2 separate regions of the Homo sapiens genome follow, and region 1 is linked to region 2. The links are chromatin contacts, found by Hi-C in ENCODE. All regions are on one chromosome and are shown on one strand. The core of a region is the stretch at or near the end of the contact, and the rest is flanking DNA. Distances in the headings are between cores, read along the strand shown. Region 1 overlaps TIAM1 (TIAM Rac1 associated GEF 1). Region 2 overlaps LOC107985486 (a long non-coding RNA gene).

The links. Hi-C counts contacts between places; a loop is a spot of excess contacts on that map. Pooled maps may share reads with other maps.
Region 1: a loop to region 2 is called in a map of CD4-positive, alpha-beta memory T cell, with 13 times the contacts of the local background. The contact joins two enhancer-like sites. A Hi-C loop is called at or near these places in 2 of 168 maps with a recorded cell type or tissue (CD4-positive, alpha-beta memory T cell and naive thymus-derived CD4-positive, alpha-beta T cell) and 5 of 50 pooled maps.

The regions. Positions count from the first base shown.
Region 1 is chr21:31,185,686-31,188,385 of GRCh38, reverse strand. TIAM1 (TIAM Rac1 associated GEF 1) reads left to right here. Exons shown (of 28, transcript NM_001353694.2): 14 at 1,299-1,385. Among named protein-coding and RNA genes, the nearest start is that of KRTAP19-8, 150 kb to the right of the region's middle. Within about 2 kb of position 1,290, at least 2 of the 41 ENCODE cell types and tissues checked have a DNase peak (open chromatin) inside an H3K27ac peak, as active enhancers do.
Region 2 is chr21:29,448,396-29,451,095 of GRCh38, reverse strand. All of the region lies in intron 1 of LOC107985486 (a long non-coding RNA gene), which reads right to left. Among named protein-coding and RNA genes, the nearest start is that of BACH1-IT3, 46 kb to the left of the region's middle. Within about 2 kb of position 1,420, at least 2 of the 41 ENCODE cell types and tissues checked have a DNase peak (open chromatin) inside an H3K27ac peak, as active enhancers do.

The DNA of each region.
Region 1 (2,700 bases), core at 41-2,540, 1.7 Mb before region 2:
TCTTGTGTAAAAATATTTTGATTTCAGCAGGGCTTCTTGACACTTAATCTGAAAGTTAGAAGTTGCTGAAAGAAGAGAATTTAAAATAAGAGAATGAAATGAAGACTTTGGAAAGTCCTCACGGGTGGCCCTCTGCTGTTCCCTATCTGAGGGTGTTACGGTACTTGAGAGGGCGATGGCAATTAGCCTTTTTGCCTATGTGAGGTTATCCATTTCCTGGTCCTGTAAACTAAACAAAAAACCATGTGTTCATCATGACATGGCCTAAAAAGGCTCAATGACTCCCTGGAACCCAATCTTACAAAATTCTGTTTTGCTATTTGCCTGCTTGTTTTTTTTTCAACCACTGCTCTCCCCTCAGCATTACGATGGGTATCTATATTATGGGATGATTTTTTTCCCAGAGCTGAAATTATTGCAGATATATACAATGACATGTGTTCCCCTTGCCCTTTTTAGAAATATCTGCAAAGGTATTTCTTTCCCTTAGCAAAGTAGGTATTCACTGTGGACATTCAAAGTAATTGATTAGGAAAGAGTTTTACATGAGGCGGTCTGGAAACAGGAGTGACCAGGACTTGTAACCATAGAGTTTTGAGTACCTAGGATCCTCAAGCCACGTAGAATACCTCGGCCTCACTCTGCTTTCCTCTCTGAAGTATGTAGCAGAGCCCAGGGTTAATTAGCAAGTTGGCTTTGAGCTCTGGGAGCCCAGAGAAGTATAAGATAATCTTATGATCAGATACTGCTAGAGTGTGAAATCAGGTACAGTTTCTGTAATGTGTAATTCACATTACAGATTCGTAATGTGAGTTGCATCTTGCTCCTGTTTGCAGAATTGTATTAAAGCAGTGTCCATATAGTCATACATATGGATGAACACACACCCTCCAACAGTACAGTTGTTAACATATTCTAGGACATAGATTTGATGAAAAACGTCTGGGGACTTTGAGGTAAGCTAATCTTTCTGTTTTCTGCTTTGGAGGAGAGTATGGAAAAGAAAAAATGATGGCGTTTACCAGGAAGCAAGATTAAACAAAATAATTTGCTTTCCTTTGAGTTGATTGGTAGGTAATATGAAGATAGACGTACATAGTAATCTTTATTTTTACAAGTAGTGACTTCCAGAGTGATCTAAAAATACACTTTTCTGCTATGTAAAACAAGAAAAAACAATCAGTCCAAACTATAATGACAAACATGAAACATACCTAGTTCACAGCAGGCACTTCCTGTTGTTTGCTAAACATTCAGAAGGTGTGAGCCCTGCCATTCTGTCTTTTTGTGTTTCACAGGGTTTTCACTTTCTTCTGTGGAAGAAGATGGTATTCGAAGGCTGTACGTGAATAGTGTGAAGGAAACCGGTTTAGCTTCCAAGAAAGGTAAGTCAGTGAAGGAGGGCTGGTCTGTCTGTCTTAAATGCCCTTTGGGGCTTCTCTAGTTTTTGAAGGAGAAAGATATGCCCAAAGGATTCATTTGTGGAAAGTATTTGAACATTTTCTCATTGAAAACCCTTCCAGGGAATATGCATTTTATTCCATTAACTTAAGTGTACCAGAAAGGTCATATTCTTGAACTTTTTTTTTCTTTTTTTAATTTTTAGAGACAAGGTCTTGCTCTATCACCCAGGCTGGAGTCCAGTGGCGCAATCATAGGTCACTGTAGCATCGAAATCCTGGGCTCAAGCCACCCTCTCACCTCAGCCCCCCAGGTCGCTAGGGGAGTACAGGTGCATGCCACCACACCTGACTAATTTATTTACTTATTTATTTTTCAGAGTCAGGGGTCTTGCTGTGTTGCCCCGGCTGTTCTTGAGCTCCTGGGCTCAAGCGATCCTCCTGTCTCAGCCTCTCAAGTCACTCATTTTTGGATTTTAAACTGATTGAGCCCATTACCCTGGGGCTGGTGGGAAATTCCATTCTAATCATGTGGTCGTCCTTCTCCATCTTCTAGGATGGTGTGGGGATCCTGGGGGGGTTCTTCCTGGAGCAGAGCATGGGGGAAGACCCCTCTGTACTTTGGTCCACACTGGTCAAAGCTGACATTGGCTATTGCCTGAGCCTGCAGAGCTCTTTCAAACCAGTTGTTCTGTTGCTTCCGTTCATAGAAGAATCTGCGAAAGTTGAGAACCTAGGGATTTGAGATCCAGCCTCCCTCCCCTTCTTTAGAGAGCGCTTCCCCGCTACATCCTGCCTGTTTCATTTTAGCCCTTAAATGGCCTATAATGCATTTGGGCTACTTGGGGAACCCCAACTCTTCATCCTTTTTCTACCCCTGGAAAGTCTTTGCAACCTAGATGATTTGCTCACAGTGCTAATTTCTTAGAGCTACTGTAATAAACTGTTACACACTGGGTGGCTTAAAATAACAGAAATTTATCCTCTCGCCGTTTAGGAGGCCAGAAGTCTGAAATTAAGGTATTGGCAAGATTGATTTCTCTGAAGCCTCTGAGGGAAGAATGGCTTCATGCCTCCTTCTGGTTTCTGGTGTGAAAGCAGCACTTGGCATTCTGTGGCTTATGGCTGTATCACTCCAATCTCTGCCTGAAGTCACATGGCTTCTGCCCTGTGTGTGTCTCTGTGTCATTAACATGGCTTTCTTATAAGAACACCAGTCATTGGATTTAGGACCTACACTAAATCATTGTGAGTTCATTGTAACTTTCGTGTGTAATAGTATATAATTATGTGTAATTAT
Region 2 (2,700 bases), core at 171-2,670:
CCTCAGCCTCCCAAGTAGCTGGGATTACAGGCATGCGCCACCACACCCAGGCAATTTTGTATTTTTAGTAGACACAGGGTTTCTCCATGTTGGTCAGCCTAGTCTCAAACTCCCGGCCTCAGATGATCAGCATGCCTCAACCTCCCAAAGTGCTGGGATTACAGATGTGAGCCACCGCACCCAGCCAATTTTGGAATTTTCAAAATACGTCAAGGACTGTAGAACTATACATACACACACACACACATATGTATATATAAAATATACGTATAAATACATATATATATAATGTTTATATATACATATATACAATATAATATATACATATGTATATATATGTATATACATTATATAATATATATGTGTATATTTTTGTTTAATTGATGAAATAATTAACTTGTATTTGGGACTGTAATACAAAAAGCTATGGTCTGGGTTGGGCGCAGTGGCTCACGCCTGTAATCCCAGAACTTTGGGTGGCTGAGTTGGGGGGATCATTTGAGGTCAGGAGTTCAAGACCAGCCTGGCCAACATAGTGAAACCCCATCTTTACTAAAATTACAAAACTGAGCAGGGCGTGGTGGCAGGCTCCTGTAATTCCTGCTACTCAGGAGGCTGAGGCACAAAAATCACTTGAACCCGGGAGGCAGAGGTTGCAGTGAGCCAAGATCGCACCACTGCACACTCCAGCCTGGGTGACTGAGATTCAGTCTCAAAAAAAAAAAAAAAAAAAAAAGCTATGGTCTGGAATGGAAAAAAATGGGCCTGCTTTCTGAATCTTCCACATACTAATTTATGCGGCCATAAGCACATCGCTTAACAACCCTGGGCTTTGTTGTTCCTTTGCTGCCTGGGCATGCTAATATTCTCCTCCCAGCATTGCTATTAAGGTGTTTAGCAGGGTTTCTGAATGAACATAATAAATTTAAAGTGCAACACAGAACTTGCCTCCCCTGACACTTAGCAAGTGAGCAAAGAAGAGCTACAGCAACCTACAGAAGGAAAAATAATTAAACGAAATCGTGGAAGGAAAGTTGCAGGGGAGGGGGCATTCTTCAGTGGAGGGGAGGGGTGCAGTACAGCTGGCATCCAAACCAGTTCCCTCCTAGTGGACCTCAGCTTATCCCAGAAGGAGTGTCACTGAGGTTACAAAGTTCTGAAATTTGTTGTTAATACCCTCAACCTGAACAGAAGCAGACTGAACATATATCTGTATCATTTTCTCTCTTAACAGAAGAATGATGGAGTGGTTCCTGGGGTGAGGCAGGTTAAATGGAGAAAGCAGACAATGTACATAACTCTCTCTGATGAAAATGGAAACTACAGACCTACATCCTGTATTGAAGTACAACTGAAGAACAAGCTAAAGCTCAAGGCCCTTCCTGCCTCCAAGCGGAAATAAAATATATGATTCCTAGCCAAGTGTTACAGAACACGTATGTGACAAAAAACCTCAAAGGCACAAAAGATCCTAAATATCCTAAAAGAGAGCTCCTCAGCCGACCTTTCTTCGTATCCTCTATTTTCTCCTTAGGCGACTCAAAAATGGGTAGAAGCAAAAGACTTAACTATCAAACTGTAGCTTACAGAGGAAAACAAACTCTCATATGACAGGAAGAGGGTTAAGAAATCACCCAGCTCTATACCAGATCAAATGGAACATCAGCACAGGACTGCCAAGTCATAAGCAAGAAGAAAAAAAATAGCACGGCAACAATGCAAACATGTGACAGCCAAAAGGGTGGGAGTAGAAAAGGGAGCAGAATGTCAAAAAGACAAAGAACCAATGCTAGAAGGAAAAATTACTCAATGAACGAGGGAAAGTGCTCTACCACTGTGTTATGCTATGAAACAACGTAATTATTAAATGAATACGGTAAGATGGTAAAAGGATAGAATAAGATGAAAAGAGAAATTGCCTAGCTGAGGCAATAAATTGATGCTCAAATCAACATCATTTCTGAACTAAAAAACGTATTAGAACTAGCAAGGAACTGAATAGACATTGCTAAAGAGCAAGCTACTAACATGTGGAAAATTGAACATAAAAATAATGAATGCAAATTTAAAAAACAAAGACATCTAAACAATTAGAAAGGAACTAAGTTACATGGAGGACAAAGATGATATAGCCAAAGAAGAATTGGTGCCCGTGAGATAATCAACAAGTGAAACTGAAAAAATATGTTGTAAGTTGTAATACAATATATATATCGTATTATACAATACGATATATATATACATATATCCCAAAATTCAAAGAGCAACCAATGAGCCTGAACAAAAGCTCATATCATAATTGAACATATCAAGTGTTATAGGGGATTTTCAACACCAAGAACCATCTAGTAGACTAAGTAACATCAAGAATAAACAATTACACAGTCATCCAGACAAATAATGCACATCACTCACAAAAAGAAAAAAAATCATGCTGGCCGTAGATTTATTCACCATACCAATGAATGCCAGGTGATGATGGAATAATGTCTATTAATCTCTAAGGGAAAAAAAATGGTTCCCCCAAGAGAATTATCTCCAGCCAAGAGAGGTTGTTCACATAGCATCAGGTAGACATTATTGAACATAGAAGAAACGAAGGAATAAAAACATCCATGAGGCCAGGCGCGGTGGCTCACGCCTGTAATCCCAGCACTTTGGGAAGCTGAGGCAGGCGGATCAAAAGTCAGGAGTTTGAGA